2 separate regions of the Homo sapiens genome follow, and region 1 is linked to region 2. A link is an interaction called in ENCODE POLR2A ChIA-PET data of the cell type or tissue named here. Cell type or tissue: Panc1. All regions are shown on one strand. Each heading gives the region's core, and the rest is flanking DNA. Links, peaks and the distances in the headings are about the cores only.

Region 1 (10,883 bases), core at 947-8,946, 130 kb after region 2:
CATGAAGTCCTTGCCCATGCCTATGTCCTGAATGGTATTGCCTGGGTTTTCTTCTAGGGTTTTTGTGGTTTTAGGTCTAACATTTAAGTCTTTAATCCATCTTGAATTAATTTTTGTATAAGGTGTAAGGAAGGGATCCAGTTTCAGCTTTCTACATATGGCTAGCCAGTTTTCCCAGCACCATTTGTTAAATAGGGAATCCTTTCCCCATTTCTTGTTTTTGTCAGGTTTGTCAAAGATCAGATAGTTATAGATGTGTGGTATTAATTCTGAGGGCTGTGTTCTGTTGCATTGGTCTGTATCTCTGTTTTGGTACCAGTACCATGCTGTTTTGGTTACTGTAGCCTTGTAGTATAGTCTGAAGTCAGGTAGCATGATGCCTTTTTTCTTTTTTTTTGAGACGGAGTCTCGTTCTTTTGCCCAGGCTGGACCTCAGTGGTGCTATCTCAGCTCACTGCAAGCTCCACCTCCTGGGTTCACGCCATTCTCCTGCCTCAGCCTCCCGAGTAGCTGGGACACAGGCACCCGCCACTGCGCCTGGCTAAATTTTTGTATTTTTAGTAGAGACAGGGTTTTACCATGTTAGCCAGGATGGTCTCGATCTCCTGACCTCATGATCCGCCCACCTCGGCCTCCCAAAGTGCTGGAATTACAGGCATGAGCCACCGTGACTGGCCAGTTTCACTGACTTTACGCACATCTATTGTTAGGAGCAACATTTCTGATTTTGTGATAGGTTTTTTTTTTTTTTTTTTTTTTTTTTTTGAGGCAGAGTCTCACTCTGTCACCCAGGCTGGAGTGCAGTGGCACAATCTCTGCTCACTGCAACCTCCACCTCCTGAGTTCAAGCGATTCTCCCTGCCTCAGCCTACCGAGTAGCTGGGATTACAGATGCACGCCACCACGCCCGGCTAATTTTTGTATTTTTAGTAGAGACAGGGTTTCGCCATATTGGCCAGGCTGGTCTTGAACTCCTGACCTCAGGTGATCCTCCCACCTTAGCCTCCCAAAGGGCTGGGATTACAGGCGTGAGCCACCGCGCCTGGACTTGTGACAGGTATTGAAAATGCAAAACCAAGCTTGCTTGACTGCCAGCTTAATAAGATATCCAGTTATTACACAAAAAAAAACCCCACCACTGACAGAATATGAAATCATCTCTGTCTCTGAAATGATAATCGGCATAAATCAGTTTTTCTCATATTTCTACATTTGTTGCTTCAAACAAATGGCATCTCATATTAAGCAATTCTGTGGAGGCCATTTTGATACGCTTACGAAGGGAAATTGCTAAACAATTAAGTTCTATTTTGAGGCTATTCTTTCACAATTTCATGGATCATGTAAATGATCTGTTCATTCATTCAGTCACTCAGCAAATGTTTACCACACACTCCTGTGTCAGAGGCACGTCTGGATCACTGGGTACACACCAGGAGGCGAGGCAGATGCAACCGTGGCCTCACGATGCTTCCAGTCTAGAAGCTTCGGAAATTGGATCAATTCTGCATTAGAAACTAAGGCTTATTATCAAAGCTATTTTATTATTAAACTGCCTCTCTCCTTTTTTTCTTATTCCTCATAATACATCCATGCCTTCCACTGCTGGAAGCCAGTGAGTCACTCTAGCTAGTGAGGACAAATCAACAGGAGAGAACAATCGTTCACGCGTTTCAACACAGCCAGGCCCAGGGCCTTCACTTGCAAGTGGGTTGCTGTGAGCAGAGAGTGTTCCCGATGGGGAGGAGACCAGTTACATATCAATGTAAACTCTGCTGATAAATTGTCAAAAGAGATCTCAGAAGAAAAGGACCTAAATCTAAAGTCTAGGTATTTGTGATTTCTTTCTCATTCTAAAGTAATATTCATTTTCCTACCTAAATTTCTTACTTTTTCTTAAAGAAGACCTTCAAAATTGTATAAGTTTCAGAATCCACAAAACCTGGATGTGTCCTGGGTGAATGTTTAGAGATTTAAGAAGGAAAACAAATAACTTCCTCTGCTGGGCAGAACCATACCCCCTCCCTTCCCCTAAAGATGTCCATGTCCTAATCCCTGAAACCCGTGAAAATGTCACCTTACAGGACAAAAGGGTCTTTGCTGATGTGATTGAGCCTCTTGAGATAGGAGATCATCCTGGATTATCTGGGTGGGCCCACATAATCAGTCACAAGGGTCCTTATAAGGAGAAAGAGGGCTAGGCGAGGTGGCTTAAGTGCGGTAATCCCAGCACTTTGGGAGGCTAAGGCCAGTGGATCACCTGAGGCCAGGAATTTGGGACCAGCCTGGGCAACATGGTGAACCCTGCCTCTACTAAAAATACAAAAAAAATTAGATGGGCATGGTAGCATGCACCTGTAGTCCCAGCTGCTTGGGAGGATGAGGCACGAGAATCGCTGGAAACTGGGAGGCAGAGATGGCAGTGAGCCAAGGTCGCACCACCACGCTCCAGGCTGGGCAACACGCAAGACTCTATCTCAAAAAAAAAAAAAAGAAAGAAAAAGAGGGAGACTGCAGAGTCAGACTAAGAGGAGGTGATTCAACGACAAGGGAAACAGAGGTTGGAGTGATGCAGCCAAAAGCCAAGGAATGTTGGCTGGACAAGACAAAGAAATGGGCTCTGTCCTAAGGCCTCCAGAAGGAGTGCAGCCTTGAGACACCTCGATGTTTAGGACTTCTGACCTCCAGAACTATGTAAGATAATAAATTTGTACTGTTTCAAGCTACTACGTTTGGGATCAGCTGTTACAGCAGCCGTGAAAAACACGCTTCCTTTTGTCTGGAAACACCTCATTTCACAGACACCCTTCTCCGGTGATGTTGTGAACCACCAGGTTCCATACTGGGTCCTCGTTCACTGTCATGACTAGGTAGGACCAACTATATAATTTGCAGGACCTGGTGCAAAATGAAAATAGGAAGCCCCCGGTTCAAAAAGCAGGGGGGAAAATGCCATTAAAGGAACTAGAATATAAAGCTTTTCCTTTCTTCTATGTCCCTCCCCTGGCAATGTGGAGACTCCATTGTTTCACTGAACTTTGCTTACAAAACACAAGTTCAAAGATAAAATTATTAGCAATCTCAAGACATGACAGCAGAGCATTAAACAAGCCCAGTTCCTTCTGCACATGGGGCCTTGTGTGACCACACAAGCCACAGGTCTATGAAGCCCATCGCATCCCTGGGCTGATGTGGCAGGCCCAGAATGAAGCCCACAGTGTCAAAATGGGAAAATCAGCCAGGGTTGATTATTCAGAAAAAAAAAAAAAAAGCCACAGAGAGATTCAGAAGTAGAAGTTCTGGATGGAGGGAAAGCAAAATGCAAAAAAGTGCAATACCCACAGCCAGAACGGGAAGTCCTGATCTAAGCCAGTCCAGGGAGGGAAGCAGCAGAAACCCCAGGAGCCTGGGAATGGGAATTGGACATCCTGCCGGGGGAGCCTGGGATTTGAGAAGGAGAAATTTCAATTCCCAATGGAAATGAGAAGCTAGGTAAGAAAGAAGGTAAGACCATCTTCTCAGCAATCAGAAACTAGTGGACCACTATCTGGGGTCTCTAAGCTCTCAGGTGTGAGGAATGGTTAATTTTTTTTTTTTAAGTGGGATGGACCTGGTGGCTCACGTCTGTATTCCCAGAGCTTTGACATGCCGAGATGGGAGGATTGCTTGAAGCCAGGAGCTCAAGATCAGCCTGGGCAAAACAGTGAAACCCCATATCTACAAAAAATTTTAAAAATTAGCCTGGTATGATGGTGCACACCTGCAGTCCAAGCTACTTGAGAGGCTGAGGTGGGAGGATCACTTGAACCCAAAAGATAGAGGCTGCACCAGCACTTTGGGAGGCCGAGGCGGGCAGATCACCTGAGGTCGGGAGTTCAAGACCAGCCTGACCAACATGGAGAAAACCCATCTCTACTAGAAATACAAAATTAGCCGGGTGTGGTGGTGCATGCCTGTAATCCCAGCACTCGGGAGACTATGGCAGGAGAATCACTTGAACCCAGGAGGCAGAGGTTGCAGTGAGCCAAGATTGTGCCATTGCACTCCAGCCTGGGCAACAAGAGTGAAACCAAAAAAAAAAAAAAAAAAGAAAGATAGAGGCTGCAGTGAGCTACGATCACATCTCTGCAATAGAGTGAAACCTTGTCTTAAAAATAAATTAATGAATTAATAAGTTGGTTTTTTTTTTTTTTTTTTTTTTTTTTTTTTTTGCAGAGACAGAGTCTCACTCCGTCGCCCAGGCTGGAGTGCAGTGGCACGATCTCGGCTCACTGCAACCTCCGCCTCCCAGGTTCAAGTGATTCTCCTGCCTCAGCCTCCCGAGTAGCTGGGACTACAGGTGCCCGCCACCACGCCCAGCTAATTTTTGTATTTTTAGTAGAGACGAGGTTTCATCACGTTGGCCAGGCTGGTCTCAAACTCCTGACCTCAAGTGATCTGCCCACTTCAGCCTACCAAAGTGCTGGGATTACAGGCGTGAGCCACCACACCCAGCCAAATAAATTTAATTTTTAAAAAAAGAATTTAAAAAAATAGATATTGGCTCAAAAGGAAAAAAACTGTAGAAATCTAAATATAATATTTAACTAAATGTCTATAAAACCTTTTAAGTATTGACTTTGGTATTCATAAAAAATTTAATTATATTCCCATTGTTGGCTGCTGGGTCATTAAAAAGAGAAAGAAAAAAATTAATTACATTCAAAAAGCAATCTAAGGCTTAGCTTTTCTGACTTCAAGAGAATTCCTAAGTATGCACAATGATGGCCAAGAAATCGCAGTCAATCGTAAATCAAATATGCTTAGGGGCCAAATACTTTCAAAAGCAAAATTATAAAAATCTTTCTGATTCTTTCATAAGGAATAAAAGCACTTAATGTGGAATGGGGGAGCATTTTAATATGATTGTTGCAATATGGGATGAGTCCTCAAAAAGCAGGAGTTTTTTTAGAGGTCTATACAGAGCCTAAAAGGCCCCAGGGAATGGGGAAGGAACGGGATTCCAAGAAACTTAATTCCTCTCTCAGAGTGGGAGCAGAAACAAAACTCATCCCATGTGAATTAGCTGAGGCTCACGGAGGGCTGATGATAGGGTCAGGGAAAAAGCAGGGTGGGCCTTCCCAGGGAGGAGGGTGGTCTCTTGCTGTTATCATCACCCCGGGGGATGAGACCAGCAAGCCAGGAGCCTTCAGAGGATGGGATGATGGGAAGGAGAACTCCTGGAAAAGAGTGAAGAGCACCTCCCATAGATGCAGAGGAGAACAAGGTGGGAGCTGGTCCCTCAACTGTCCACAGTCGAGAGAGACCCCAAGGTTCTCCAGACCCCATCAGACAGCTCTGGATGGGAACAAGGCCGGGGGTGGAAACGTATGGCCGCTGTGCAAGGTCACTTGAGAAGACCTGCATAGGGGTTAAATAGTGGCCCCAAAAAGAGACATTCAAATCCCAGTCGCTGTGCCTGTGCATGTAACGTTGTATTCATAAAAAGTCTTTGCAGATGTAATTAAAAATCTTGAGATGGGGCCGGGCGTGGTGGCTCATGCCTGTAATCCCAGCACTTTGGGAGGCTGAAGCGGGCGGATCACTTCAGGCCAGGAGTTCAAGACCAGCCTGGCCAACATGGTAAAACTCCGTCTCTACTAAAAATACAAAAATCTCTCGGGCATGGTGGCGGGCGCCTGTAATCCCAGCTAGTCGGGAGACTGAGGCAGAAGAATCATTTGAATCCAGGAGGCAGAGGTTGCAGTGAGCTGAGATTGTGCCATTGCACTCCAGTCTGGGCGACAGAGTGAGACTCCGTGTCAAAAAAAAAAAAAAAAAATCTTATGGGATCATCCAGATTAACCAGCTAAATCCTAAATTCAATGACATATGTGCTTGTAAGAGACCAAAGGGGAGAAATCAGGGACACAGAGAAGAAGAAAAGGCCATGGGAACGTAGAAATAGAGATTGGAGTGAAGCAGCCACAAGCCAAGGAACGCTCGGAGCCGCCAGAAGCCAGAAGAGGCAAGGAAGGATCCTCCCCTGAAGCCTTCAGAGAGACCACGACCCTGACAACACCTTGATTTTAGACTTCTGGCCTCCAGAGCTGTAAGAGAATAAATTTCTGTAGCTTTGAGCCACCCAGTTTGTGGTGTTTTGTAGTATTTTGTATGGGTTTTGTTTTGTTTTGTTTTGTTTTGTTTAAGACTGAGTCTCTCTGTGTCACCCAGCCTGGAGTGCAGTGGCGCGATATCGGCTCACTGCAGCCTCCACCTGCTGGGTTCAAGTGATTCTCCTGCCTCAGCCTCCAGAGTAGCTGGGATTACAGGCGTACGCTACCACGCATGGCAGATTTTTTGTATTTTTAGTAGAGATGGGGTTTCACCATGTTGGCCAGGCTGGTCTTGAACTCCTGACCTCAAGTGATCCACCCACCTTGGCCTCCCAAAGTGCTGGGATTACAGGTGTGAGGCACTGCACCTGGACAATGTTGTAGTATTTTTCTTATGGCAGGCCTAGGAAAGGATGACACCCTGACTTTACCATTTCTACCACAAGGCCAGCAAGGAAGTCCCCCAAGCACCAGGGACTGCCCTGAGCAAAAGAGTCCATGACATACTCTCCCCCACCCTTCTGCATCAGGAGGAAGGCTGCACAGGTAGACAGGTGCATGAATCTCCCGACAGCCACGTAGGAGCTCCATTGTCCTGAATGAGCTTACTTTCTATTTTCCCGCCAGCCTTTCTGCCTGTCTCCTTCATGCCCACCCCTCCACCTCCCATCCCCATCCCCTGCCATGACAAATCACTGGAGGATAACTTATCCTGAAATGCATCATTTTAAATTTTTCCCAAAAAACTTTTATGGAAGGTGAATTTAAAAATAGTGAAATAGGTCAGGCGAGGTGGCTCACACCTGTAATCCCAGTACTTTGGGAAGACAAGGCGGGCAAATCACTTGAGGTCAGGTGTTCCAGACCACACCCTGGCCAACATGGTGAAACTCCGTCTCTACTAAAAATACAAAAATTAGCTGGGCGTGGTGGCGTGTGCCTGTAATCCCAGCTACTCAGGAGGCTGAGGCAGGAAGATTGCTTAAGCCCAGGAGGCAGAGTGAGCAAACATCTTGCCACTGCACTCCAGCCTGGGTGACAGAAAGAGATCCTGTCTCAAAAGAAGCAAACAAACAAACAAAAATAGTAAAATCTCTCTTAGCCGAAAAGCCTTCTCAGAAGCCTGAGTTCTTGCTCAGCAAAACCTTCGTTTAGGTCTGTGGGTTTGTCAACGACAGCACTCATGTGGGCATTCAGGGAGGTATTCCTCACTTAGGCCGTGGATGCCTCAGACTCTAGGACCTGCTGGCTTCTTCCCTAGGGCAGCAGCAGCAGCGACAGAAAGGCATAAAGGCAGAAGCACACAGGCATGTGACAAGAGACCAGGGCATGGCAGTTTAAGCCCAGATTTTGCCAGTAACTCGCTGGGCAACCTTCTCCTCTCTGGTCCTGAGAAATAGAAGAGTTGGACCAGGGAAGGTCCAAGGTCCCTTTCTCAGTGAAGGCTCTGAGTTTCTGATTTACTGCCTCAGTAAAACAGTGCCAGGTCCCAGACTGGAAGAGCACAGCTGTGAATTTGGAACCAAGGCCTCATCCAGTTTAAGGCATTCTGTTGTATCCTTAATTTTAAATACAGGCCAGGCACGATGGCTCACGCCTGTAATCCCAGCACTTTGGGAGGCCAAGGCAGGCAGATCACCAGAGGTCAGGAGTTCGAGACCAGCCTGGCTAACATGGTAAAAGCCTGTCTCTACCAAAAATACAAAAATTAGCCAGGTGTGGTGGCAGGCAGCTGTTGTTCCAGCTACTAGGGAGGCTGAGGAAGGAGAATCGTTTGAATCTGGGAGGCAGAGGTTGCTGGGAGGCAGAGGTTGCAGTGAGCCGAGATCGTGCCACTGCACTCCAGCCAGGGCGACAGAATGAGACTCTGTTCCAAAATAAACAAAAACAATTTAAATACAAACAAACAAAAACCACCTCCCTGTGCTAATGGGGACTATCTCAACCTCACAGAAAAACAGCCAGAGCTCCTAATTCAGCTTCCAGTCTTGTGACCATGCATCAGTTTGCAGTGAGCTTGTTATGGGTTACGTTGTGTACCCCCAACCCAAAATTTGTTTGATGAAGTCCTAACCCCCAGTCCCTCTGACTGTGATTATTTGGAGAGAGGATCTTTACAGAGGTAATCAAATTAAGGTGAGGTCATTAGGGTAGGCCCTAATCCAATATGACTGGTTTCCTTAAAAAAAAAAAAAAGATGAAATTTGGGGCCTGGCGCAGTGGCTCAAGCCTGTAATCGCAGCACTTTGGGAGGCCGAGGTGGGCAGATCATGAGATCAGGAGATCGAGACCATCCTGGCTAACACGGTGAAACCACGTCTCTATTAAAAATACAAAAAATTAGCCAGGCGTGGTGGTGGGCGCCTGTAGTCCCAGCTACTTTGGGAGGCTGAGGCAGGAGAATGGTGTGAACCCGGGAGGCGGAGGTTGCAGAGAGCAGAGATTGCACCACTGGACTCCAGCCTGGGTGATAGAGCGAGATTGTGTCTCAAAAAAAAAAAAAAAAAAAAAAAGAGATGAAATTTGGACACAGATACGCATTAAGAGAAGACAGTATGAAGAGACAGAGGAAGAAAATGGCCATCCACTAGCCAAGGAGAAAAGCCAGGCACGGTAGCTCATACCTGTAATTCCAGCACTTTAGGAAGCTGAGGTGGGAGGATCTTTGAGTCCAGGACTTCAAGACCAGCCTGAGCAATATAGCAAGATCCCATCTCTACTAAAAAAAAAAAAAATCAAAAAAATTAGCTGGGCGTAGTGGTGCACTCAGGAGGCTGAGGTAGGAGGATCACTTGAGCCTCAGGAGAAGGAGGCTGTAGTGAGCCACGATTGTGCCACTGCACTCCAGCCTGAGTGACAGAGTAAGACCCTATTTCAAAAAAAAAAAAAAAAGAGAAGCCTGGACAGATCCTTCCCTCACAGCCCTCACAGTCCTCAGGAGGAAGCAACCCCCATGACACCTTGGTTTCTGACTTCTGGCCTCCTGAATCACATGAGAGACAATAAATTGTCCGTTGTCTAAGTCACCTTGCCTATAGCACTTCGCTAAGGCAACCCTAGCAAACTAATCCAATGCTAAAGGTCACTGTCACTTCCACCGGGGAATTTAGTGCTGGGAAGAACCTCCAAGAGCATCTGGTCCAAGCCCCTCACTTCACAGATGGAAGCACCCAGATCTCGCCTTGGCCCCATTCTCCCACGTTCCACACACTGGTGAGCCCCTAATCACCCTAGGCTGTCAGATTTGAGTCGTAGCTTTGCAGCTCAACCACGAAAATGATTATTATAAGCAAAACTACAGGGAAACAAGTCAGAATACCAAAGCTAATAAAAATGCTTCAAGGACAGGCCGGGCGCGGTGGCTCACGCCTGTAATCCCAGCACTTTGGGAGGCCGAGGCGGGCAGATCACAAGGTCAGGAGATCGAGACCATCTTGGCTAACACGGTGAAACCCCATCGCTACTAAAAATACAAAAAATTAGCCAGGCATGGTGGTGGGCACCTGTAGTCCCAGCTACTCGGGAGGCTGAGGCAGGAGAATGGCGTGAACCCAGGAGGCGGAGGTTGCAGTGAGCCGAGATCGCGCCACTGCACTCCAGCCTGGGCGACAGAGCGAGACTCCAACTCAAAAAAAAAAAAAAAAATATGCTTCGAGGACTTCCCAGGTACATCCTCCGACAAACAACTGACGTTCTCTGCCCAGGTCTTGAGACATCGAGAGAGAGAGGTGTGAATACTATAGCTATTTTCATGGTGAGACTTCTACGATTATTTTAAAATAATATGTCACTGAGACTTTACAGACTCACATTGGTCTTTTACCTAAAGTCATCCTAATCAGCAAGGCTTCACCACATACTCAGGAAACCTCAGTCGGACCCTGTAACAGATAATAACCCACACAGAAAGCCTCACACATTAAAGGCACTCAAAAAATCATTTGTCTAATTAAATGATGGCACCCTACAAATTGCCCTGTGCCTTCCACTCCCACTAGAGTAGGTTGGGTGTTGACCCATCAATATGATTTCCCAGGAACTTGCTTAATAAAACTATTCAAAATATAAGGGGAAAAAAGATACTGATCATCTTAATGCTCAACAAAAGGTTAAATAAACTACAGAGCATAAGTGCAGTGGACTTTTATGCCATTTGCTAAATGATAAACATCATAGGACTATAGGAAATATTTATGATATCAAGCTTGTGAAAAAAGCAGGATTCAAAAATATATGCTACTTGTCCTTGCAATGGTAAAAAAAAAAAAAAAAAGTAATATGCAAATCACAGAAGACTGGCAGATAATTCCTAATAATTTAAAGTAGTTGGGGCATTCGGTGATAAGAGCATAGGTTTTCCTCCTCTTTCTGTAATGTTATCTTCCTTTTATAATTTAAATATATTTTAATAAGGTATAAAAAAAGGTTGCATACAGAAAGTAAGGCTCATTGAGCTTAAACAATAAGACCTAAAGTAGGTATCAAAACACAGTCACGAAACCCAGGGCTCCTAATTTTCAACACAAGACTCTCAAACAATAAAATAAACCCTGTGTTTATATCCACGGCCACCTAGATGTTTAAAACACCCAACTCTTTGGAAAGCCAGTTGCAATTGAAAGTTTCCACGATTTGTTTTAATCCATCGTTTCCCAAGAATTTTCTTCACCTCATTAGCTCTTCAACAGGCCAGCTGCAGAATGAGGTTGTCTCCATGTGATGAGAACCAAAGGCCTAAGGAAGCTTTCTCCCTTCCTCCCTCCTACCCTTCTTCCTACAAGCACAGGG
Region 2 (10,883 bases), core at 1,608-9,607:
AAAAAAAACCAAGCTTTTGACATCTTGCTGGGGGCAAACTCACTGATGAGAATTAAGTCAGCTGTAATGCACCGGGAATTGCCCAGAAGACTGTCATTTTATGCTTATTTAAAAAGTGGCTGGAGGACTGGCTAAGAAAATGGCAATCCAGGAGTGCCTGGGTCAAAGGGCCAGTGGATCCTGGGGTCACCTTGGGTTTCTAACAGCCCCCCAAGGGGATGAGAGGAAGCCTCCCCACCAAAAGAAAAGTGGAGAAACAGTGGAAAACTTATTTCTCCTTAGACAGCTCCTTCGAGCTGGCCGCATGGGCACTGTGTCCTCAGAGCCTGGCTCATGGGCTCCCTGCCTTGTCTTCCCCTTGCACGGCACCTCCGCTGGGTGTCTGGGGCTCTGGGTGTCCCCACCACTCCTCCAGTGCCCACAAACAGGCTGATCGCAGCAGCACCTTCCTTATGCGGCCGGATGTTACATCGGAGAGGCTGACTGTCCTGCCTCTGAATCACCCAGACCTCTTGTTTCTCCAATTCCCTGCTTTCTGATCAGTCTCTGCTGACCATACGAGTGACCCAGAAGGAAGACGATAAAATGCAAATAACCACTCATTTACTATGACCATCTCTGATGATAGATTTGGGAACGGTTGAGAACTTGAACTAAAATGAGATTTCTGGTAGCCGGTTACCTCTAAATCTGCTTACAGAAATAATCATGGTTTGTATGCACCACTGCTCACCCCCTCCACACACACATACACACACACACACACACACTCTCTCTCTCTCTCTCTCTCTGAAAAACCAGTTTACTTCTCAGGTGGCAAGAAAGCAGCTCTGGGCCCACTGCTCAACTTCCCCTCCCACAGGAAATGGCACAGCGCCCCCCGATTTTAATGAAAATCTCAGCCCTTTATTTCCAAAACCCTCTGGACTGGGAATGCATTTTCTCCCACTTCCCATCCAGATGGAAAGCAAACATAAAATCCACAGGAGAGAGTCTGCCATCAGCACTTGTGATCAACAGCATTTCGAGGAAGCTTGACTCCCCGTGAGCAGAGCACCAACGTGAAGGCGGGTCTCAGCAGCTCCTGGCTGTCCCAGCTGGGGCCGGGCCGCCCCCCAGGAGGACTACCAAACTGTATCCCTTGTTACTAGCATATGCAACCGGGATGCCACCCCCACAGTCTACCTACACAAGTGGGCTTACAACACCAAAACTGGTTTGTAGTGTGTTTAAAAAGGAGAAGACTCAGGGGCTGGGTGGGAGGGGCGCAGGATTCCAAATGAGCCATCTGGGGAGACAGGTTTTATCTACAAAGCACCTACGGTTTGCAGACTCAAGTTCTGCTTACAACCTGTTGGGACCCGAGCTTCTCTCTAGAAGGAGAATACAGTGTGTGTGAAGTTTCCAGGACACCTGGCATGTAATAAGCCCTCAATTAATATGAACTGTGATCATCACCAGAATCATTATTAAACCAAATACTATTCTGGAACTACCTTAGCAGTGGAAGGAACAGAGAAGGAGAAAGAAAAACGGTCTCAACGTTGCTGTAACAAAATCACAGCCACTCAAATCTAAATAAGTGAATAAAAGCATATCCCACAGAATAGAAAAGGACACGTTATAGTTATTGGTGTTACCGCTTTCTCCCTTCCCCATGGGTGACAGCCATCACGGCCCATCATGTCCAGAGAGCCAAGGATGCAAATCAGTGGGTGGGAAGTGAGATGAAGTGTTCACAGCCCAGCCAGGTAAGGGCATTGCAATACACATCACCGCCCCACCCTTCCATTTCATAGATGTGTTCTGTGGTCTCCCGATCCAATCGTAAACCTAATATTTACTCAGTGAAAGCAGTATTTGTGTGCGTTGCCATCTAAAATCCAATAAGTATGGAGACAGAAAAGAGGCTGTCTGCTTATGAGGCATGAGGGCAAACACAGCGAGCTCTTTAAAGAGCCATTGAGCTAATCAATATCCTCTCCCATTTCCATTCAGGGGCCCTGAGCCAACGGAGACTTAATAATTATTTTCCATCATTACAACCCTCCGAGAAGCTTACAAAGAAAAGGTCACTGTTTCTAAGTTTGTTCTTCTCTATTTGCCAAACACAGATTATTTCCTGGGGTCCATGAGGATCTCTTCCCAGACTGTAGCAACCAAAGACAGCCCTCACTAGGCCTCTTGGAGCCGGCTTTAGAAACAGGATATTGCTCTGCCCGTGGAAATCACTGTGGTCATCACATTTAGTTGTCTGGCCTCCTGTCCTGACCTTCCCTGCCAAGGTCAAGTTTTGGCCAACCCTCCTGTTGGATATTCTTTTTAATTTGTCCAGGTCTCAAAAATAAACACCAACCTCTGTGGTAGGTCAGGCAGGAAGGAAAAGGATGCTGTGGGTTGCTGGACACCATGACCAGCTCCTTCAACCGAGCTCCTGGACAGCGACCACACAGGCTTCAGCTGAGCCCTTTGTGCCCACATGCACACCACGAAGCCCACCATAAATACCCCAAGCTGCCTTCTGCTTGTCCTTTCCTTAGGAAACGTGAACAAACAATAACATAGAAAAATTATGGAAACCATCTTTTCCTTGCATAAAAGTTGGCTCAAACAACTAGTTAAGATTAGGTTTGATTAGAAGAAATAGAAAACCCTACTGCAGCGACTTACACAGGAAAGGTTTATTTGTCTGGGTCAGCAGAAGGACCAGGGTCAGCCATCCAGCGGGTACAGTGGCCCCAGCACTGCCGGGGGGGCACCAGGCTACTCTGTCACCTGAGTGATGGCTGTCGCACCCCAAGGACCACCCTGCTGTTTCCAGGAGAAGGAAGGGCAAGTAGAAGATGAGAAGGGACAACCTCCCTGATGACTTTTGCTGACCTCACATGGTTTCCCTGGGCTGCAGGGGAGGCTGTAGGTCTAGGAATTATAGGTAGGCACATTGCTAGATCAAACAGAATTGGAGTTCTGTTAGAAAGACAAAAGGATAAGTGGATTTTTTTCTTTTTTGAGACAGGGTCTCACTCTGTCACCCTGGCAGGAGTGCAGTGGCACAATCACAGCTCACTGCAGCCTCGACCTCTGGGGCTCAGATGATCCTCCCACTTCAGCTTCCCAAGTAGCTGGGATCACAGGCATGTGCCACCATGCCCAGCTAATTTTTTAAAATTTTTTGTAGAGATGGAGTTTCACCATGTTGCCTAAGCTGGTCTTGAACTCCTGGGCTCAAGCGATCCACGTACCTCGGACTCCCAAAGTGCTGAGATTAAGGCATGAACCACCGCACCTGGCCAGTAAGTGATTCAGTAGGTACCATGGTCTGAAAGTTTGTGTCCTCCCAAAATTAATACAGTGGATTCCTAAGCTCCGAGGTGACAGTCCAGTCTTGTGTGCATGATGACATGAAAGTCAACAGTGGGTGACATATAAGACAGTGATTCCACAGGATCATAACAGAGTGAAAGATTCCTATTGCCTAGTGACATCTGGATGATCCTGACCCTTTGTAGGCCTAGGCTAACATTCGTGCTTATTTTATTTTTTATTTTCTTGAGATGGAGTCTCACTCTGTCACCCAGGCTGGAGTGCAGTGGCGCGATCTGGCTCACCGCAACCTCTACCTCCCAGGTTCAACTGATTCTCATGCCTCAGCCTCCTGAGTACCTGGGATTACAGGCGCCCGCCACCACACTTGGCTAATTTTTGTAATTTTAGTAGAGACAAGGTTTTGCCACGTTGGCCAGGCTGGTCTCTAAGTCTTGACCTCAGGTGATCCACCCACCTTGGCCTCCCAAAGTGCTGGGATTACAGGTGTGAGCCACCACACCCGGCCTAATGTTTGCATTTGTATCTTCATTTTGTACCAAAAAAAAAAAAAAAAAATTAAGTAAAAAGGAATTTAAATTTTTTAATAGAAAAAAGCTTACAGAACAAAGATATCAAACAAGAAAATACCTTTGTACAGCTACAGCTTTACAGTGTGTTTTAAGCTAAGTGTTATTACAAAAGAGTCAAAACGTTTTTACAAGCTGATAAGGTAAAAATGTTACAGTAAGTTAAGGCCAATGTATTATTGTAGAAAAATATTTTGATTGCTTTAGTGTAGCTTAAGTATACAGTGTTTACAAAGTCTACGGTAGTGTATAGTAATGTCCTAGGCCTTCACATTCACTCACCACTCACTCACTGACTCACTGACTCACCCAGAGCAACTTCCAGCCCTGCAAGCTCCATTCATGATGAGTGCCCTAGACAGGTGTACTACCTCTTATCTTTTATACCATGTTTTTACTGCACCTCTTCTATGTTCAGATACACAAATACTTGTCATTGTGTTACAGTTGTCCACAGCATTCAACACAGTAACATACTATACAGGTTTGTAGCCTCGGAGCAATAGGCTACACCCTACAGCCTATGTGTGCAGTAGGCTATCCCATCTTTGTTTGGGTAAGTACACTCTATGATGTTTGAACAATGAGACATTTCTCAGCATGTATCCCCACCGTTGAGTAATGCATGACTTTATTAGAAGGTAGGGCCTTTGGGAGATGATTAGGTCCAGGGTTAGTGCCCTTATAAAGAGGTCCTAGACCAGGCGGTGGCTCACACCTGGAATCCTCACAATTTGGGAGGCCAAGGCACATGGATCACCTAAGGTCAGGAGTTTGAGACCAGCCTGACCAACATGGTGAAACCCTGTCCCTACTAAATACAAAAAAATTAGCCAGGTGTGGTGGTGCATGCCTATAATCCCAGCCACTTTGGAGGCTGAGCCAGAAGAATCACTTGAACCCTGGAGGCAGAGGTTGCAGTGAGCCGAGATTGTGCCATTGCACTCCAGCCTGGGCAACAAAAGTGAAAACTTCATCTCAAAAAATAAAATAAATTAAATAAATTTTAAAAATAAAGAGGTCTTAGAGAGCTGCCTCACCCCTTCCGCCATGTAAGGACACAGTGAGAAGGTGCCCTCTATGAACCAGAAAGTGAGCTTTTCACAGACACAAATCTGCTGCTGCCTTGACCTTGGACTTCCCAGCCTCCAGACCTGTGAGAAATAAATGTCTGTTGTCTATAAGCTACCCACTTTATACTATTTTGTTATAGCAGCCCAAATGGACTAAGACAGTAGGGTATCAGTTCAGCTGCTGTAACAAAGATAGAAAGCGAACAATGACTGAAGTACAATAGACCATTATTTCTTAGCCAGTATTATTTCTTAGGTAAAAGTCCTGGTAGTAAGGCTACAGCAGGTATGGTGTATAGAGCAGGTATCAAGAAGGACTGAGGCTTTGAGAAAACAAGAATGAAAATGGCAGATAGGCCAGGCGTGGTGGCTCACACCTGTAATTCCAGCACTTTGGGAGGCTGAGGCGGGTGGATCACGAGGTCAGGAGATTGAGACTATCCTGGCTGAAATGGTGAAACCCCGTCTCTACTAAAAATACAAAAAATTAGCCGGGCGTGGTGGCGGGCACCTGTAGTCCCAGCTACTCGGGAGGCTGAGGCAGGAGAATCACTTGAACCTGGGAGGAGGAGGTTGCAGTGAGCCGAGATCATGCCACTGCACTCCAGCCTGAGCGACAGAGCGCGACTCCATCTCAAAAAAAAAAAAAAAAAAAAAAAGGCAAATAATGTCTTAGCATTCTTATGAAAATTAATATTTGAATTTTTAAATTATTATTATTATTTTAACCTCTCAGCTCCCTTGAAAGGATCTTGAGGAAACTCTAGGCAGTCCCCCAAACACACTTTGAGAACTACCACTTTAAGATCACACCTCTTTAATAAATGAACAAAAGGATAAAGACATGGCAAACAACAACTCAGTCCCTAGGTCTCACACTCACCCTCCATTCCAATTTTCCACTTAAAAAGAAAAAGAGTGATAACTGAAATGTTAGAGAAAGTATGAATCATCAATGGGCAACAACCACTGCTGGGAAAATGACACCGAGGGGGAAAATCCTCATTTGCAGAAAGGCACAGAAATGTCTCTGTTGGCCGGGCGCGGTGGCTCACGCCTGTAATCCCAACACTTTGGGAGGCCAAGGCAGGCGGATCACGAGGTCAGGAGATCGAGACCATCCAGGCCAACATGGTGAAACCCCAATCTCTACTAAAAATACAAAAATTAGCCTGGCATGGTGGCACGTGCCTATAATCCCAGCTCCTCGGGAGGCTGAGGCAGGAGAATCACTTGAACCCGGGAGGCAGAGGTTGGAGTGAGCTGAGATCGTGCCATTGCACTCCAGCCTGGCAACAGAGCAAGACTCCGTCTCAAAAAAAAAAAGAAAAAAGAAAAAAAGAAATGTCTCTGTTAGGTCTCAGGATTATATATTGTAACCAATGTTACAAAGGGACAGGAGTGGTGGGAATTTCTAACATGGTGCCCCCAAAGATGTTTTGCCCTTATCCCCAGGACCTATGACTATGACACGCCATCAGTACCATGCTGTGGTGTGTTGTGAGTCACAGCTTGCGTTAGGATAAGATTACCCGGTTGGGCCTGACCTAGTCCCAGGAGCCCTGAAAAGCAGAAAGCTGTGTCCAGTGAAGGCAGAAAGGGAAGTCAGAGAGATTCGAAAGTGAGAAAGTGCCTGAGCCATGACTGGCTGAAGAAGCAGGGAGCCACATGGGAAGGAATGTGGACGGCCCCAAGGAGTGGAGAGAGGCCCTGGCTAATAGCCAGAAAGGACATGGGGCCTCACTCCCGCAGCCCTGCTGTATCCTGCCAGCAGACAGGAGCTTGGAAGGGACTCCGAAATCCAGATGAGAACACGACCGGCTGACCCACCCACGTGCTCCCAACCCTCTGACCTATGGAGTTTTGAGCTAACAAAGGGTGCTGTTTAAAGCTGTTAGACTTATAATCATTTGTACACAGCAAGAGAAAACTAAAATACCAGGGCAGGAAAAGGAGCGTGTCCCCAGGCCCTAGTTCATGCAGATAAAACCTGTCTTGGATATCAGAGGCAAGGGGAGAACACCCCCACCCCTGGTGAGATACACCAGGGACAAGTTTAGATGAACCACCTGAAAAAGCATCAGAGAAAGTGAAAGAGCAAAGAGCAGAGAGAGGGACTAGGGACATGTGGGAAAGAACCATGAAGTGCTAGCACCTTCCATAAAACACACAAACAAAGGGCTGGAACAGAAACACCCCCACACAGCAACAATGAGTTTGGGGAAACGGTAGTGATATTATCCAAAGGGTAACGGCTCCCAAAGTGAATGAATGCTTCCTATTCAATAAAGCAGTAAAGTACCGAGGTGGCCTGGAGAGCACGGCCAGCCACCAGCTGCCTGGGAGAGCGAAGGTGCCCAGGAGACCGACTGCATCGGCACCTGTTCCCAGGAGCCTCTCCCACCCACAAAGCCACAGGAATAGCAACCAGCAGTGAGTCACCGGGTCACCAGAGAAAAACCAGCAAAATGTCAGTCTCCGAGCAAGCTTCTCTATCATTGGATTCCTAGCCAGGGTGGTCGTTGAGAATCTTCCAGGCCGTCCTCCAGCCTGCGAACGCAGGGGAAGTACGGGGAGGTTCTAGTGAGAATCTGGGCTGTCGTCTGGGCCCCATTTGTAAACCCCAAACCACAGCCCTCTTCCCTGCCCTTAGGCGTTCCCTGCCTTCCTCTTCCTCTTCCTTCCTTCCTTCCTCTTTCCCTTCTTTCCTCCCTTGCTCCCTCCCTCCCTTCATCAGATATTTACCGAGCATTGTTCCCTGTGAGTCACTGTGCTGGTGTTGGCGACACGGCCAAGAACAAGCCTAACAAAGTCCCTGTCCTCAAGGAGCCTACATTGTGGTGGGGAAACCGATGATAAAGAAGTAAAAAATATACAAACGAACAAACTGGATAAGGAAGGTTGCTGACAAGTTCTAGGAAGGAAATAAACAGAGAAAGCCACGCACATTGTGGGGGGTCAGGGAGGAGCTTGGGAGGAGACATTTGCACTGAGGCAGCCACGCACAGAGCTTCGGGAACTCTGTTTCAGAGAAAAGGAATAGCAGATGCAAAGGCCGGGAGGTGGGACAGGGCTTGGGGAGCTTCTAAGAAGGGGGTGGGGAGACTGTGGGGAGCATGGAAGTGGAGGTGAGGGAGTAAGGGGGACCAGTCAGGAGGCCAGGTTCTGGGACAGAGACAGTAATGCCTTAGGCTGGGGTGGAAAGGAGTGGACAGGATGGGTCCACAAGACCTTTTTGGAAAGGTGCCAACAGCACTTGTTCATGAGAACGAAAGGAAACAACAAATCATCTCTGTTATCATTGAACACTTAGGGCACGCCAACTCTGGTAAGGCCCTGCCTTCAGCCCTGGGATACAAAGAAGGATGAGGTCTGGGTCTTGCTTTCAATGAGGTGACTGACTAGCCAGAAACATAATTTTACAAAGATAAAAAAGAAGGCCCTTGCTCTGGGGCTGACATGGTTAGGTTTTGTGTCTCCACCCAAATCTCATCTTGAATTGTAAACCCCATAATCACCACGTGTCAAGGGAGAGACCACGCGGAGGCAACTGAATCATGGGGGCAGTTTCCCCCATGCTGTTCTCGTGATAGTGAGTGAGTTCTCACGAGATCTGATGGTTTTATAAGGGGCTCCTCCCCCTTCGCTTGCCACTTCTCCTTCCTGCCGCCTTGTGAAGAAGCTACTTTTTCCCCTTCACCTTCCGCCATTATTGTAACTTTCCTGAGGGCTCCCCAGCCACGCAGAACTGTGAGTCAATTAAACCTCCTTCCTTTATAAATTACCCAGTCTTGGGCAGTTCTTTATAATGGTCTGAAAACAGACTAATACAGGGGCTATGTAAGTGAGACAGATAATTCTCACTCCAGTTATGCTGAGAGGAACCTGGACTCCGAGAGCACATCTGATCCATGGAAATACTGTCTGTCTTCACCTGTCTTGAGAAGCAGAGCAGGCAATGGGATGAGGGACGGATAGAGACATTCCCAAACATTACTGGTGAAAGTGTAAATCAGTACAAGCTCAGGAGAGGGCAACTTGAGAATTTCTAGAAAAGGGAAAATTTGGGTCCTGATGTGTGAAGCGCCACAGAAAATCGAGCCAGTTCAGGCCCCTGCCTTGTCCCTACCCAGCTGAGCTGCAAGGAGGCTGCTCTGCAGAGCTCACACTAACCCACCTCCCTCCAACACAGGACCCCAAAACAAATCTTGCCTATAACAGGTAGCATGCTGGAAAACCAAGACCTCAGATGATGCAGCTGGCAGAGTCTCAAACCTATGCTACTGCCCAAGGTAGATGGAGGCAAAGCAGCATGCCCTCCTCCCATAACCTGCTCCCCAAAGCGGCAAGCACCCCTCCCATGACTTGCTCCCCAAAGCAGCACACCCACTTCCCATGACCTCCCCAAAATGGTGCATCCTTCTCCCACGACTTGCTGCTGGATCCACTGATTCCTACACCAGCTCTCCAGCTGGGACAGCCACCCTTCCTGTCCCCAGCCACCCTGCTCTGTTAAGACCATGACATCCTATTTGCATCTATAACTCCCACCAACAATAGCGGGACCCAGGTGCTTATTTATGAAGATATTACTGTACATGTACAAATCTCAAAGAATCATCTAAAGAACGATTATTAACAAAAAAAGGTATTTTGTTTGGTGGCTCAAGACAAAATTAGTGGTGGCTCAAGACAAAATCAATAGCTTTTCTATGCAAAAACAACGGCCAGATGGAATATGTCATGAAATAGGAGACCCCGTCTGTAATACTCATAAAAGGAAATGAAATACCCAGGAATACATTCAACCCTAAACATGAAAAGTCCTTATGAAGAAAACTTAAAATGCTACTGGGAGACGCGATGAGTAGCCTGGATAGATGGAGTGGTGAGCTTTGTTCTTAGGCAGAAACGCTCATCGTCATAAACCTGTCATTTCTGCCTACGTTAATGTAGAAATTTGAAACAAAGCTTGTAAAAAAAAATACCTAGACGATGTTCTTGAAATTCGCAAGCTGATGCTAAAGTTCACATGGGAAAATATGCTGTAAGAATAACCAAGAAACTTTTGAAAAGGAACGTAATACAAGTAATACAGAAGACGAATAGATGATAAGACGTGAAGTTGCAGCAACTGAAACAGAATAGTACCTGAAGAGGCAGAGCTGAAAAGATTAAAGCGGCACCATATAATAAAAATAGAATGTGAGGCTGGGCACGGTGGCTCATGCCTGTAATCCCGACACTTTGGGAGGCTGAGGCGGGTGGATCAAAGAGGTCAGGAGTTTGAGACCAGCCTGGCCAAGATGGTGAAACCCCGTCTCTACTAAAAATACAAAAATTAGCCAGGCATGATGGTGGGTGCCTATAATCCCAGCCACTATGGAGGCTGAGGCAGAGAATTACTTGAACCTAGAAGGCAGAGGTTATAGTGAGCTGAGATCATGCCACTGCATTCCAGCCTGGGTGACAGAGGGAGACTCCATCTCAAAAAAAAAAAAAAAATAGAATGTGAGCTACAAATATAACATTAAATTTTCTGGTAGGCACAATCACCAAGGGGAAGGAAACAGGTGAAATTAATTGTAATAACATATTTTATTTTATCCAAATATATCCAAAATAGTTTCACTTCAATAAGGTAAGCAATATAAAAATTGGTAATGAGATATTTTATACATATATATTTTTAGTAAGTCTTCAAAATCCACTGTGTATTTTTTATTTATAGCCCATCTCAATCTGGACTAGTCACACTTCAAGCACTCAATACACACATATGGCTGGCTAAATGGCTAGTTTATTATTCACCTTAGGACTACAAAAATCCAGAAGCAAATACGTAAATACATCTTCTGATTTAGTAAATTTTATAGCTGGCATTTACATTAACGGAGAAAAGATGGATTATTCAACA

The links. ChIA-PET counts read pairs that join two places held together with the same protein. Peaks named below come from ENCODE experiments on the same cell type or tissue, not always from the same donor. Only the 100,000 strongest peaks of a DNase experiment are listed, where the experiment ranks them.
Region 1: POLR2A ChIA-PET joins it to region 2 with 7 read pairs; 8 of 35 experiments call an interaction of 5 or more read pairs at or near these places.

What each region holds. Positions count from the first base shown.
Region 1 is chr17:73,102,484-73,113,366 of GRCh38, forward strand. No RefSeq gene overlaps it. Among named protein-coding and RNA genes, the nearest start is that of SLC39A11, 15 kb to the left of the region's middle. In Panc1, for the core only: no CTCF peak of the experiment used is centred there; no DNase peak of the experiment used is centred there.
Region 2 is chr17:72,970,568-72,981,450 of GRCh38, forward strand. All of the region lies in intron 4 of SLC39A11 (solute carrier family 39 member 11), which reads right to left. Among named protein-coding and RNA genes, the nearest start is that of SLC39A11, 120 kb to the right of the region's middle. RefSeq lists an enhancer at 7,337-7,837. In Panc1, for the core only: no CTCF peak of the experiment used is centred there; a DNase peak (open chromatin) is centred at 4,334; H3K4me3 peaks cover 1,392 bases; H3K27ac peaks cover 2,760 bases.